2 separate regions of the Homo sapiens genome follow, and region 1 is linked to region 2. Evidence: chromatin loops called from intact Hi-C (ENCODE). Cell type or tissue: PC-9. All regions are shown on one strand.

The links. A loop is a pair of places that touch in the nucleus more often than their neighbours do. Peaks named below come from ENCODE experiments on the same cell type or tissue, not always from the same donor. Only the 100,000 strongest peaks of a DNase experiment are listed, where the experiment ranks them.
Region 1: it touches region 2 in a loop (2.8-fold over the local background); 4 of 110 quality-filtered maps call a loop at or near these places.

Annotation. Positions count from the first base shown.
Region 1 is chr15:91,404,036-91,412,035 of GRCh38, reverse strand. It overlaps LOC107984778 (a long non-coding RNA gene), which reads left to right. Exons shown (of 5, transcript XR_007064763.1): 4 at 3,034-3,201. Among named protein-coding and RNA genes, the nearest start is that of CRAT37, 55 kb to the left of the region's middle. In PC-9, no CTCF peak of the experiment used is centred here; a DNase peak (open chromatin) is centred at 4,635.
Region 2 is chr15:91,452,876-91,460,875 of GRCh38, reverse strand. The region is part of intron 2 of LOC107984778 (a long non-coding RNA gene); the gene reads left to right. Among named protein-coding and RNA genes, the nearest start is that of CRAT37, 6.5 kb to the left of the region's middle. In PC-9, no CTCF peak of the experiment used is centred here; DNase peaks (open chromatin) are centred at 3,735 and 4,425; H3K4me3 peaks cover 1,948 bases; H3K27ac peaks cover 3,787 bases.

The DNA of each region.
Region 1 (8,000 bases), 49 kb after region 2:
AGGGGTATGTAAATCTTCAGTGCCAGGCACTCTTCTAAGCCATCTAGGTACAGTAACTTCTTTAACATGGTTGGGATGAGTGCTATTATACAAGAGGACTCTATGGGCTTCCAACCCACATTTGGAAGACAAGCCAACTTTAAGAGCCTATAAGATTAGACTGTGGGCCATGGTGAATCTACCTTGGTAATACCAACCTTTGGAGTCTGTACAGCCTGCCAGCCTTCCTATCATAGAAAAGACACAAGCTATCCTTCCACTTCCTTTAAGGCCAGTACCTTGTTTGTGTATTACCCAACCTCTGTTGCAAAGGGCACTCACCCTGTGAGATTCTCTGTGAAGAAAGAGTCAAATAATTCACTTTAGAAAACCAAACAAATGTTTAAATCCTTAAAAAAATTATTCAGATAAAATTCAACACTTCCCAAACTTATCAACAGAACCATTTTTTTCCACATAACTTTCATTAATATATACTAGAATAGTAATTCCTCTGGCCTAATTCAGTTCAACATGCAAATAAACATTAATTGAGCATATACTTCATACAAGGGATGATACTAGTTTCCAGGAAAGTCTCAAAATTAATCTAGGAGATGGAATCTATATTTTGAATGCTCAAGGTAAGATATTTTAATCTTGTTGAATTTAATCTTCTCCAAAAAAATCTCTGAAGGAGACATTGTTAGCCTCATTTCACAGTGAGGAGACTGAGATTCAAAGAGAGGTCAAGTCTTTTGATCAGTGCCACCCAGATTTGAAGCCTGGGTTGGAAACCATGTTTGACTTCACTGTAGATTAGATACTCTTACAGTTCCTTAACATAGACCTTTTCTTAAGTAACTTGCAATATTGGGTGGAATATAAGACATGTATATGGCTGTATAACAGAAGCTAGAAAATGCAGAGAGGGACAGAAAGTGTGTTTTAAAGCATTCAGAGGAAGTTGACATTACTTTCATCTGGGAAGATTCAAGAAAGATTTTATTTGTGATGTGGCATTTGAGTGGAGCCTCAAGGGGAAATAAAAATAACACCATGTGGTAGAAATACCAAAATAAATTTGGAAAATCTTCACCTGTATCCAGAGAGAATTGCCAAAAACCTACATCAGGGTAAATGTTGCTCTCTTTGAAAAAGTAGTAAAATCCTTGTGTACCTAATATGGTGTCCAAAACATGATGGTACAGAGGTAGACAGGAAGTCCCTGACTTCAAGATGGTTCACAACGCAGTACAACAACCTTCCCTGAATACTACCACTGGAAACACAGAGGAGGTCTAGCTTGGCTTCAAGTGGAGCAAATTATAAAGAGCTTCCTGGAAGACATGGAATTTACATTGGAGAAGCATTTGCACACAAGATGCTAGAGAAGATCATTCCAAGCAACAACAACAAAAATCCATAGACAAAGTCAAAGAAATAGACAAAAATGAAACATTGAGACTAGCCAGAACAGTCTGGAATTTGGAATAAGTGCCTGTGTGGCCAAAGCACAAACAAGACAAGGCATTTGAATTCTGGATCCTCCATCGTTCTTAACCGGACCAATTCTGCATTTATGTTATACTTTGATGTTCTGTATAATGTTTTGTTTTCATTAAAAAGGGTTGTTTTGCTTAACAAACTGCTCAAAGCTGGAGCTTGGTCATAGGAATCAGTTGTTAATGGTAGAAAAGATCGGAGGAAGAACGTGACTTCCTAGGGAACTAATAGAAACGATCTCAGCTTGGGTAAAATATTAGGGTATGAGGTTCGCATTAACAGGAATTTTGTTTAATGGCCTTGAATGTCATGCCATGGATTCTTGGTTGATTTTGTAGGTAATGGGTAGCATTATTTTTTAAATAAGCGTGTAAAATAGAGAAAAGTGCCTCACAGTTGGTCATGTCCAATACTTTCTTGCTGGAGAATATTCTATGATCTGGAGCTAAGGAGTCACTCTCCCTTATAATTTTCTGTTTGTCACACTCATAATCTTTGTGTGCCAGCAAAAACAAAATGAGGCCAGGTCACAGTATTCCTGTATGTCCTTCTTTATGAGACAACAGTTACTTCTCAGCCATTATTACTCCAGCAAGAGATAGAGGACCAATGTTATAAAACAAGACTATCCAGCTAAACTAGTGAGCATCGCAGGAATATACTAGGATACAAAATTTACCATCTTTAATGTCCCTCCTCTGTATTGAATTCCTTAGATTAAAATGGAGAATAGGTATCTTTAAAAAGAAAAGAAACTGTGTAACCTAAGTTTACATTTTTCTCTATGAGAAAAGTGTTTGCTAGGGAACTAAAACTATCTCAGCGTGGGTAAAATATTATGGTATGAGCTTCCCATTAACAGGAATTTTATCTTATCTATTCTAGTATTCCCACTACCTAATTTAGTGGTGTTCCATAAATTATCATGAGTAAAAGGGTATCAGTAATGGAAAAATTCAGTGCCAGTTGGCTCTAGACACACTTTAAGAATTGCTACCAAATAACTGGGATATTGCAAGTAGGAATACAAATTGCTATTTCAGTTTCAAACAGGCTATCTCTGGGGGATGAGAAAATGTCATAATGAGTAGCAGCAGAACATCCCAGCAGGGTTCCAAAATGCTGAGATTTCAACCCATGAGCACCAATGCCAATATTAATAAAGTCACCTATATGAGAAAATTTCTTCTCTGTTTTGAAAGATCATATTCAAAGCTGAATAAAAAGCCAAAATCAGAGGACAAATGAACCAGTTTTCAATCCTAAGAAACATGAATTTTCAAGTAAAGTAAATTAACTCAAACATGAATTTTCAAGTAAAGTACATAGATTAGCTCAATAGTACAGTTTTGTCATAAAATATATTAGTTCTACAAAGAAATAGCCTGGCCAAACCACATTCCAGCTGTATAGGTGTTCTGGTTATTTACATATCATCTCTCTAACCCATACCCAGCTTCTCTATTCTCCTCTACGAGGCTGGGTATGTGCAAACTCCATTTCTGAGACTCTCCCGCCTGCTTACTTCCCGGTCGATTCTATCAACAGGAGGCACTGGCAAGAGATAAGAAGACTGGAAAAAGAGATTTCTGCTTCTGACTCTGACAGAAGGGTAGTTGCTGGAGATTGCTAAAGCGGTTTCATCTGGCTCATTCCGGATTTCTGGAATTGGCAGCCTGAGCCAATTCCAGACATAGCTGCAGCGGTACCTCATTGGTGGGTTCAGGACTGACTTCTCCAGTGTCCTTCTCCTCTGAGTATCACCTTCGCCTGCTTTTACCCTCCAGCCCTCCGATTTCTTTGTCACCAGCTTCCTGACTCTTCATGGAGCCAGTGGCTATCTGACCTTTCTGAGTTGCAGTTTCCTCAGTTCTGAAACTGGGTTAATTAATACACAGGGATAAGAGGAAATGAAATTAAGACTTACAGAAATCCTCTGCACTAGAAAGGTGGTAGTAATCCCCTATGTAATTCAAGTTTTAAAAAATAATAATAAATGTAAAAAATCCATAAAATTCTGATTTTTAACAGAACTACTATTTTAATGCTAATTTTTAAATATCAAAAAAATATACATATTGGTGCCCTTGTTTTGCTATTATCTTAATTACATACTTTGTCTACCTATTGTGTACCAACCTCTTATAGCATCCACTTTATAGGGTAGTTTGGGGGCCTGGTAATAAAGTACATAAAGCTCCTAGGACAGTGCCTATCCTGTAATAAGCACTAAATACCTGGCAGCAATCATTATTTTTGTGTAGATGATTTTAACAGCTAATCATATTTTCTCTGATACTTCCTTCACTTTCTAATATCACTGTTTGTACAACAGCTCAGATTATACCATCATTATACCTCTTCACAGCTGAGGTCTCTACCTCAAGCAGAGATCTCTACCTCAAGTAGAGATTATACAGGTAATAGCAGAAATCTCTCTTGATTCATTAAAATGTGTTACAAGCCATAAACAGGAAACACTCTTCCTAACAAAATATATATAGCCTATTTAAGCTTAAGGGGAAATTAACATTTATTGTTGCCTATTATATGTCAGGTAGTTTGCTAGGTACCTTCATCTGGATGATCTCATTTAGTCTTGTTAAACTAACTAGTCAGAAGAATATTTGCTTTATTAATTGCATGAACATAAACAAAGATAATGGGTACTGTCTATTTTAATTAACAGGTGACTAAGTATTATATTAGGAAGAGACTCACTCACGTAGCAAAGATTTACTGCATGCTTACTGAGTGCCAGAAACCAAGGATACAGAGATTAAAATAAAAAGCCACAACGGAACTGACTCTTCCCCACCCCAGCTGCTTGAATAGTGGCTGCCAAAGGCTCACAGGTGGCTTCAGCGAAGGGAAGCAGCCTCATCCAGAAAAGCCTGTGAGGTCATGCCTTCCTCCACAGCCAGCCCAGGCCAATGACATATGTGGCACAAAAAGCTCAGCCCCTTGCCTTAAGGTGGGGCAAGTCTACAGTGTTATTTACATTTCAGAGCACCCCAAGAAATCACAGTGAAGTTAGACTCCAGTGCAGCCACAACATCTTTGCTTAGCTTCTTCCTCTAGCCTGTCCCGCTTTCCTCCTTCCCTTCCAGGTTCTCCCTGAGAGCACTCCTTCAATGACTCACTCAACAAGAATCCTCATTCCAGGCTCTGCTTCTAGGGAGCCTGGCCTCATCTGTCTTCAAGAAGCTTTCTGCCTAGTAGAGAACCATACCTGCAAACATACAAACAAAATGTAAATCATAGTGTGAAGTCATGAATGTGAATGTACAAAACACGGTAAGTGCACAGAAGAAGAAGCATGGCAGAATCAGCACTCAACTCCGTGCCCATGGTACATGGGTAAAAGCAAGATTAAATATCCATCCCAAATTCAAGTACAGTAAGGCATAGATTCTACAGCAGAGGTCAGCAAATTTTTTCTTAATGAACATATAGTAAGTTTTCTAGGCTTTTCAGGAGCATAGGAGAAATTCTGTGTATTTTGTAAGTACTTATAAAACCATTTCAAATGTGACCTCAGGCAGCTGACTCGACTTCACCTGTAGGCATATCTAGAATAGTGTTTCTCAAACATTAATATGCATAGTAACCACCAGATGATGTTGTGAAAATAGATTCTCATCTGGTAGGTCTAGGGTGGGGTCTGAGAATCTGTATTTCTTTTTTTTTTTTTTTTTTTTGAGAAGGAGTCTCGTTCTGTCACCCAGGCTGGAGTGCAGTGGAGCGATCTCGGCTCACTGCAAGCTCCACCTCCCGGGTTCATGCCATTCTCCTGCCTCAGCCTCCTGAGTAGGTGGGACTACAGGCGCCCGCCACAATGCCCGGCTAATTTTTTGTATTTTTAGTAGAGACGGGGTTTCACTGTGTTAGCCAGGATGGTCTCGATCTCCTGACCTCATGATCCACCCACCTTGGCCTCTCAAAGTGCTGGGATTTCTAATAAGCTCCTAGGTGATGTTGATGCTGTTGGTCCAAGGTCCACACATCGAGAAACAAGTCTCTAGAGAGATAAGTATGGTAAAAGGAGAAATCCTAAAAGAAAAACAATTGAGCAAAGCTGCAGGAGTTTTAGGAGCAGAGGAAGCAATAGCAAGGGCTCTAGGCTGAGGTCAGAGGGAGTGCCAAGTAATTTAATTAATGGACATTTATTGACCATCAACTCACTTCAAATCATGGCTCTAAGTGCCACAAGGAAAGAGGCCAAGCTTTCACAACCTTGAGCATACTTTGTTAAAGAATCAGCTAGAAGACAGAGTAGCAGAGGAGGAAGACCTGTGTAGTCCACTGTGGCAGAGAGAGCCAATCGTCCAGCAGAAACCTGATGCTTCAAGGGCTCAGATACACACGAATAGAGGATCTCAACAAATAGATGCTTTATCTGCCCAGCAACCGCCTGTCCAACTTCAGATTGCCATAACCCTTGCCACTGATCTATGTAGCCAAGGCTATTTCTTTTAAAACAACTACGTAATCGTCCTCATTTTTTCCTTTAAAAAACCTGTGTCTTCTTGTAATCCCAGCACTTTGGGAGGCCAAGGTGGGCCGATAATGAGGTCAGGAATTCAAGACCATCCTGGCCAACATAGTGAAACCCCATCTCTACTAAAAATTAAAAAAAAAAAAATAGCCAGGTGTGGTGGTGGGTGCCTGTAATCCTGGCTACTTGGGAGGCTGAGGCAGGAGAATCACTTGAACCTGGGAGGTGGAGGTAGCATTGAGCCGAGACTGCACCATTGCACACCAGCCCGGGTGACAGTGCAAAGACAGACTCCATCTCAAAAAACAAACAAACAAACAAAAACACCTGTGTCTTCTTTTATCTCTCCGAATACACACATAGTTTACTATGGCGTGTGTATTTCCATTGCAATGCTCTATTTCCAAATAAACATCATTTTCTTTAAAAAAAAAAAAAAAAAAAAGATATTTCAGAGGCAGGCAAACCAAAGCACACAGATTTAAATTCCACTTTCAAATCTTGATTAGCTCTTTGGCCTAATATGTGTCATCTAACTACCCTGCTATGGTTTGAATGTTTGTGTCCCTCCAAAACTCACGGTAGAACTTAAACCTCAAGGTGGTGGTATTAAGATATAGGGCCTTTGGAAAGTGATTGCACTGTAAGGGTTCCACCCTCATACATGGGATTAGTGTCCTTATAAAAGGGCTTGAGGGAGTGAGTTTGCGCCTTCCATCCTTACACCATGTGAGGACACAGCAAGAGGTAAAATCTGTGAAGCAGAGAGCCAGCCTTCACCAGACACCAAATCTGCTAGTGCCTTGATCTTGGACTTCTAGCCTCCTGAACTGTGAAAAATAGGTTTCTACTCTTTATAAGTTACTCGGTCTAAGATATTTTTTTACAGCAATATAAATGGACTGAGACATATTCTGAACCTCAGATTACCATGCTGAACATGCAGGTATCAACTTCAGCAAGGCATTATGAAGGTTAAATGGGATAGGATGTATAGAGGCAGCTGGCACATAATAGTTGAATGAAGATCCAACACTTTTTCTTCCCTTGGTAAAGACATTGGCATAGTCACTTGCTTGTGAAATGTGCAAATATGGAACCAGTGGTTTTAAGAGAGGACTGCACAATTCCTATGAATATATAAGCTCTCTCTGGAAGAATACCCAATAAGTTGAAAACACTGATGGCATTGAGACAGGTTAATGAATGAGTAGAGAACAAGGATGAGAGAAAAACTTTTGTGTATCTTGATTCTTTTTGATGTACATATTTTGCTCATTAAAAAATGGAATTACAGGGCCAGGCCACGATGGCTCGTGCCTGTAGTCCCAGCACTTTGGGAGGCCAAGGCAGGCGGATCACCTGAGGGCAGTCGTTTGAGACCAGCCTGGCCAACATGGGGAAACCCCATCTCTAATAAAAATAGAAAAATTAGCCAGGCGTGGTGGCGCACACCTGTAGTCCCAGCTACTCAGGAGGTTGAGGTGGGAGAATCGCTTGATCCCAGGAGTCAGAGGTTGCGGTGAGCCGAGATTGCAGCACTGCACTCCAGCCTGGGTGACAGAGTGAGACTCTGTCTCAATTTAAAAAATAAAAATAAAAAAATGGAATACACACACAGGCACATGCACACACATGCTGAGTGGATAAGTGATACAGATTTAGGAACATAAGTCTATTAGCAACAGGTATGAGTGAACGTAGACTTCAGCATAAAGTTGTACTTCTGTCCAGGAAACCAGCAAACTGTACTAAGGAGCTTTTTTTCACTTTTATTTCTAAATATCATCATACCTAAGAAAATTCATTAAGATTGATTATTCTAGAAGCTATGGAAGATAGTGTTAGTTGATTCACTCAGCACGTATGTCAACCCTATTGCTTCTTGTTTTTCCTACTTTAAAAAAAATTGATTTTCCAGCCTTCCTTATAGCCAGAGGTGACCATACAACAGTTATAGTCATTGTGACATCCACAGAAAGCTGTTGGTGCCACCTCTTCTGTTTTATCCTTCTGT
Region 2 (8,000 bases):
TTGGTTCCACATAAGAGGCTGGTCTCTGCCGGCTGCCCTGGCCCTTCCATCCATCTTCCTGGGATGCTTTTGCCAGGTTTGCCCCCTGCACTCTCAGACCTCCACTCAACTACCACCTTCTGTCCCCTTCATCTAAACTCAGTCCCACCTCACTCCATGATCTCATTCCATTTGTTTTAATGCACACATATATATAATAATTGCATTACATATATATGTTATGACTTGCAATTATAATGCAATTATACATGTTACTATTTGCAATTATAATACAATTATACTATAATTGCATTACATATATAAGTTACTATCTGCAATTATAATTACATTACAATTGCATATATATGCAATAACATATATGTACTACCTGCAATTATAGTTTACATTTATTTATTTATTATCTCTCCCTCCTTTTAAAAAATCTCATTAGCCACTGTACTTCCAAACCCTAGAAGCGTGCCTGGCACATAAAAGGTGCTGAATCATGGGTTGGAAAAATGGATCCTGTGTGTAGAATTTTGCAATATTTCCCCTCCTAAGCGCAGGGTTTTACTTTGATCTGGTTAAATTTTATTTCTAACTGTTGATTTCTCTGCTCACTGTTCACTTGTCAATATTATTTTGAATATTACTTTGTTGTTAATCATATTAGATATTTCTCTCAGCTGTTGATCATGAAAAATGTAAGTACTCCCTACAGTTGTATCAAGAAGCAAAAAAATGTAAGTTTCTAATAAGCTGTAAAATATGCAAAAAACTAGTTATGTGTGTTGCCAATATCATATATATGATTATATATGTATGAATATATATATGTTATGGATTGAACTGTGTCCCCTCACAATTCATATGTTGATGTTCTAACCCCTCGTGCCTTGGAATGTAACAGTACTTGCAGATTGGGTCTTTAAATAGGTGATTAAGTTAAAATCAGTCCATTAGGATGGACCCTAATTAATCTGACTGGTATCCTTATAAGAGGAGGGGATCAGGACACAAGAGAGATACCAGGGGCGTGCACACAGGGAAAAATGCACGCAGAGAAACAGAGAAAAGGTGATTATCTAAAAGTCAAGGAGGCAGGTCTCAGGAAAAGCCCTGCCAACTCTTTCATCTGGAACTTCCAGGATCTGGAACTGTGAGAAAGTAAATTTACCTTGTTTAAGCCACCAAGTCTGTGAAGTTTTGTTGTGGCAGGCCAAGCAGACCAGTACTAGATGTAAAATCAGGATAATACACAAAGGCCTGCTTCAGAAAAGAAATCAAAGGTCAGCCTACTTAGGGAAGCAGTAGGAACCATGAGAAAAGGACAAGGCTCCACAGTTGTGCCTTCTCTCTGCCCCATCCCATCCCTAGTTCACATGGGCTGGGGAAGCTGGAAGCTGAGGGCTGGCTGCAAACTAACCAGACGTCCTTCTTTATGCTGTCCCGGAGACAGCCCCAGCCTCTGCCCAAGCTTGGGGCAGGGAAAAAAGGGGACTTGGAGAGCACATAAGAGGGATATTTTACAAATGCCTTAAGAAGCTAAAGAAGACTAAAAACTGCAAGTGAGTGAAAGGTTATGCAATGTGGGCTAAGGTGGTGTTAAGCATTTCTGAAACTCATTGGGGAAAGAGGGATTTCAAAAGTATAGTTTGGAAGATTTCATAGGGGGAAAAAAAAATCATGATTATACCTCAGTGAATGGAGACTCTTCAATTAACCAATGACATTTATTGCATAGGCTAAGTACTTTTTTTCCTACCAAACTGGAACATGAGAAGAAGAGGGCAATTTGTAGGTAGCGTATTACCTGCCATCACTCATGCTTTGCTTATTTTTCATACTGCACTAATATCCTCCCTGGCTGCAGCTGTCTGGGCTGTTTTGGCTTACATATTTCATGGGCATTTAGGTACTGGATGCAAGGATTAAATTTGATGACAAATGAGAAGGTAGATTATAGTGGTGGGATTTTCACAAGTATAAAGCCACCACCTGACCTGCTGAAATCACAAGGGCAGGAATTAATGGCATAGAAGATACCACCATATATTCCTTGGTCACTTTTCGTCTGTCCTTGGAATAAGTTATCAGCTCCCTGCCAACCTCGTGCAAAGGCATGCACAATCTGAATGATATCCACAGAACACTGAATGATACTGTGTCCAATCTGGAAGCACGGGAAGTGGCACTCAGGAAGACATAAATCAGTTTATCATACCCAGACCAAAAAGAAGGAAGCAGACAGGACACAAACATTGATTTAATATGAGAGGCTTTACATATGTTACCCTCCTTTAATCCTTACAACAACCCTCAATTTTCCTGAATTTTATTCTAAAAATGGTGAGGCTCCGAGAGGTTATTATCTGCCAAGGTCACCTAGCTGGTATATGACGAAGTCAGGATTTCGGTCCAGATCCGTGTGACTTCAACCCTTGCTCTTTCCAATATACCCACTTTTTCTCCCTGAATGTTTCTTTAGATGGAGACTTTGCTTAACTGCAGCCTCCAAGAGGCATGAGAAATTCACATGGAGGACTTCTAAAGGAACGGGTGGAAGGCAATGCCTCCTGAGCCTTTGTATGTGAAAGGCATTCTGCTCAGCACTGCAAAGAACACAGAGAAAACCACCTAAAGATGCTCAGAATCTCATGCAAGGGCTGATTTACATGTCACTTTTCTTTGAAATATTTTTTTATTGCCGTAAGGGCACTTAACGTGAGACCTATCCTCTTAAAAAATTGTAGGCATACAATACATTATTGTTGATTATAAAGATATCATACCTCACAATTGTCGGGACGGCTATTACCAAAAAAAAAAAAAAAAAAGCATTCTGTCACTTGAGACAACACAGATGAATGTGGAGGACATTATGTTCAGTAAAACAAGTCAGGAACAGAAATACAAATACCACACAATCTCACCTACATGTAGAATCTTAAAAAGTTGAACAAATAGAAAAAGAGAGTAGAAAAAGAGACTGGGGGTTAGAGGATTGGAGAGATGTTAGTCAAAGAACACAAAATTTCAGTTAGATGGGAGGAATAAGTCGTAGAGATCTATTGCCTATCATGGTGACTATAGTTATTATACACCGGAAAATTGCTAAGAGTAGAATGTAAGCATTCTCACCACAAAAAAAAAAAAAAAAGGTAAACATATGAGGTAGGGCATATGTTAATTAGCTCAATTTAGCCATTCCACAATGTGTACATATATCAAAACATCATGTTGTACACCAAAAATATATATAAATTTGTCAATTAAAAATTAAATTAAACAAAAAACAAGTGTGGGCAAGGATATGGAGAAACTGAAACCAGTGTATGCTGTTGGTGGGACTGCAAAATGATACAGCCGCTATGGAAAACAGTGTGGAGGTTCCTCAAAGAGATAAAAATAAAACTACCACATGATTCAGCCATCTCATTTTTGGGTATATATCTGAAATAATTGAAATCAGGATCTAAAAAAGAGATATTATCACATCCGTGTTTATCGCAGTGAGTAAGAAATTCACAATAGCCAAGATAAGGAAAGGACCCATATGTTCACTGACAGATGAATGGATAAAGAAATTGTGGTATATACATACAATGAAATACTATTCAGCTTTTAAAAAGTGAAAAATTCTGCAATATGCAACAACATGGATGAACATTGAGGACATTATGCTAAGTGAAATAAGTTACACACAAAAAGACAAGTACTACATGATTCCACCTCCATGAGTCATCTAAAATGGTCAAATTCTTAAAATCAAAGACTAGAATGGTGGTTACCAAGGGCTTGGAGCAGAGGCAAATGAAATGTATTAATCGGTTTTTTTGAGAAGGTCATGGCAGACGAGAGGCAGGACTAGATTGCAGCTCCCACTCAGATGGACAGAGCAGTGTGTGTAGTCTCGCATTGTAAACTTTTGCTCCAGAACTACTGCAGAAATAATTCAGGAAAGCCAAGAGAACCCACGGACCCTCTGAAGGAAGCAAATTGCTCCTGCAGGACCCAGGAGACACCCCAAATACCGTGACTGCCCAAACTCTGGAAGTGAGAAAGGGGGATCTTCTGCCTCTGAACACACATGCTCACTAAGGAACCTGAAGGTCTACAACACGGAAGAAGATTCTGATCTAACCTGGAGCTGAGTCAATTTAGAGAGCCAAGCGAAATACAGGAGTAGAGGAAGCAGCGGGAAAAGCCCCGTGGGCTCTCTGCGTCCCCTGGGTAGCCATTTCCGCCTTGCCTCACAGGGGGCCTTGGGGAGGACTGCCAGAAAAGGACTGGGAAAAGGCCACAAGGAGAAGGAAACCTCCAGCTGAACTTTGTAATAATTCCAACCGCATGAGAAATCTCCTGGCCAGAACTCAAGGGAGGGCATGAATCCTGTGTGCAGACTCCACAGGTGGGGAAGCATGAAAGCCCTACTTACTTTCATAGCTGGGAGGTGAGTAGCCTGGAGCTAGTTCTCAGCCCTGCTCACCCACTGCCTGGAAACAGACTCGGTGCTGTTGGGGGGTGGGTACAGTGAAAGTGAGATCATCCTTTTGGCTTGCATGGGAGCTGGGTGAGGCCTGTGACTGCTGGCTTTCCCCGACCTCCCTGACAACCTACATGACACAGCAGAGGCAGCTATAATCCTCCTAGGAACATAACTCTATTGACCTGGGAACCACACTCCCATCCCCCACAGCAGCCACAGCAACACCCTCCCATAAGGAGAGTCTGGGCTCAGACACACCTAGCCTTGCCCCCACCTGATGGTCCTTTCTACCCACGCTGGAGCTGAAGACAAAGGACTTATACTCTGGGGAGTTCTAGGGCCCTGCCCACCACCTGATCCTCCCTATACTACCACAGCTGATGCTTTCTTGAAAGTGCCACCTCCCTGCAGGAGGCCAACCAGCACAAAAATAGTGCATTAACAACCGAAATTAAGGACCCTCACAGAGTCCATTTCACCCCCCTGCCAACTCCACCAGAGCAGATGCTGGTATCCACAGCTGAGAGACCCACAGATGGTTCACATCACAGGACTCTGTATAGACAACCCCAGTACCAGCCCAGAGCCTGGTTGACCTGATGGGTGGCTAGATCCAGAAGACAGATTACAATCACTACAGCTTTGCTCTCAGGAAGGCAAATCCCTAGGAAAAGAGAAAGTACTACATCAAGGGAACATCCCATGGGACAAAAGAATCTGAACAACAGCCTTGAGCCCTAGACCTTCCCTCTGACACAGTCTACCCAAATGAGAAGAAACCAGAAAACCAACCGTGGTTATATGACAAAACAAGGCTCTTTAACACCCCCAAAAAAAATCACTCCAGGTCACCAGCAATGGATCCAAACCAAGAAGAAATCCCTGATTTACCTGAAAAAAGAATTCAGAGAGTCAGTTATTAGGCTAATCAGGGAGCCACCAGAGAAAGGCAAAGCCCAATTTAAGGAAATTTTTTAAAATGATACAAGAAATGAGGGGAGAGATCTTCAGTGAAATAGCATAAATAAAAAACAATCAAAACTTCAGGAAACAATGGATGCACTTATAGAAATGCAGAATGCTCTGGAAAGTCTCAGCAATGCAATCAAATGAGCAGAAGAAAGAACTTCAGAGCTTGAAGACAAGGATTTTAATTAACCCAATCCAACAAGACAAAGAAAAAAGAATAAGAAAATATGAACAAAGGCTCCAAGAAGTCTAAGATTCTTTCAAACAACCAAACCTAAAAATAATCGGCAATCCTGAGGAAGTAGAGAAATCTAAAAGTCTGGAAAACATATTTGTTGGAATAATCAAGGAAAACTTCCCTGGCCTTGCTAGAGACCTAGACATCCAAATACAAGAAACTCAAAGAACACCTGGGAAATTCACCACAAAAAGATCATAACCTAGGCACATTGTCATCAGGTTATCTAAAGTTAAGATGAAGGAAAGAATCTTAAGAGCTGTGAGGAAAAGCACCAGGTAACATATGAAGGAGAATCTATCAGATTAACAGCAGATTTATCAGCAGAAACCCTACAAGCTAGAAGGTACTGGAGCCCTATCTTCAGCTTCCTTAAACAAAACAATTATCAGCCAAGAATTTTGTATCCAGCAAAACTAAGCTTCATAAATGCAGGAAAGATACAGTCTTTTTCAGAGAAACAAATGCGGAGAGAATTTGCCACTACACCAAGCCAGCACTACAAGAATGCTAAAAGGAGCTCTAAATCTTGAAACAAATCCTGGAAACACATCAAAACAGTACCTCTTTAAAGCATAAATCACACAGGACCTATAAAACAAAAATACAATTAAAGATTAAAAAAAAAGTATACAGGCAACAAATAGCATGATGAATGGAATAGTGCCTCACATCTCAATACTAACATTGAATATAAATGGCCTAAATGCACCACTTAAAAGATAACAGAATTGCAGAATGAATAAGAATTCACCAACCATCTGCTGCCTTCAAGAGACTCACCTAACACTTAAGGACTCACATAAACTTAAAGGGGTGGAAAAAGATATTCCATACAAATGCACACCAAAAGCAAGCAGGGGTAGCTATTCTTATATCAGGCAAAGCAAACTTTAAAGCAACAGCAGTTAAAAAAGACAAAGAAGGACATCATTATGTAATGATACAAGGCCTTGTCCAACAGGAAAATATCACAATCCTAAATATATATGCATCTAACACTGAAGCTCCCAAATTTACTACTAGACCTAAGGAATGAAATAGACAGCAACAAAATAATAGTGGGGGACTTCAATACTCCACTGACAGCACTAGACAGGTCATCAAGACAGAAAGTCAACAAAAAAAATGGATTTAAACTATACCCTGGAATAAATGAACTTAACATATTTACAGAACATTCTACCCACAAACCTCAGAATATACATTCTACTCATCAGCTCATGGGACTTTCTCCAAGATAGACCATATGATAGGCTATAAAAAAGCCTCAATAAATTTAATAAAATTGAAATTATATCAAGCACTCTCTCAGACCACAGTGGAATAAAACCGGAAATCAACTCTAAAAGGAACTTTCAAAACCATGCAAATACATGGAAATTAAATAATCTGCTCCTGAATGATCGATCATTGGGTCAACAATGAAATCAAGATGGAAATTAAAAATCTCTTCAAACTAAATTACAATAGTGACATAACGTATCAAAACATCTGGGATATAGCAAAGGTGTAAGAGGAAAGTTCATAGCCCTAAATGCATACATCAAAAAGTCTGAAAGAGCACAAACAGACAATCTAAGGTCACACCTCGAGGAGCTAGAGAAAAAAGAACAAACCAAACCCAAGCCCAGCAGAAGAAAGGAAATAAGATCAGAGCAGAACTAAATGAAATGGAAACAAACAAAAAAAAATACGAAAGTGAAACAAAAAGCTGGTTTTTTGAAAAGATAAATAAAATTGATAGACCATTAGCAAGATTAACCAAGAAAAGAAGAGAGAAAATCCAAATAAGCTCAACTAGAGACAAAACAGGAGATACTGCAACTGACCACAGAAATACAAAAGATCATTCAAGTGTACTATAAACACCTTTATGTACAAAAACTAGAAAACCTAGATGAGACGGATAAATTCCTGGAAAGATACTAACCTCCTAGCTTAAATCAGAAAGAATTAGATACCCTGAACAGACCAATAATAAGCAGTGAGATTGAAATGGTAATTTAAAAATTAACAACAACAACAACAAGAAAAATCCAGGACCAGATGGTTTCAAAGCTGAATTCTACCAGACATTCGAAGAAGAATTGGTACCAATCCTATTGACACTATTCCACAAGACAAAGAGGGAATCCTCCCTAAATCATTCTATGAAGCCGCTATCACCCTAATACAAAAACCAGGAAAGGCATAAACAAAAAAGAAAACTACAGACCAATATCCCTGTTGAACATAGATGCAAAAATCCTTAACAAAATACTAGCTAACCTAATCCAACAACATATCAAAAAGATAATCCACCATGACCAAGTGGGTTTTATA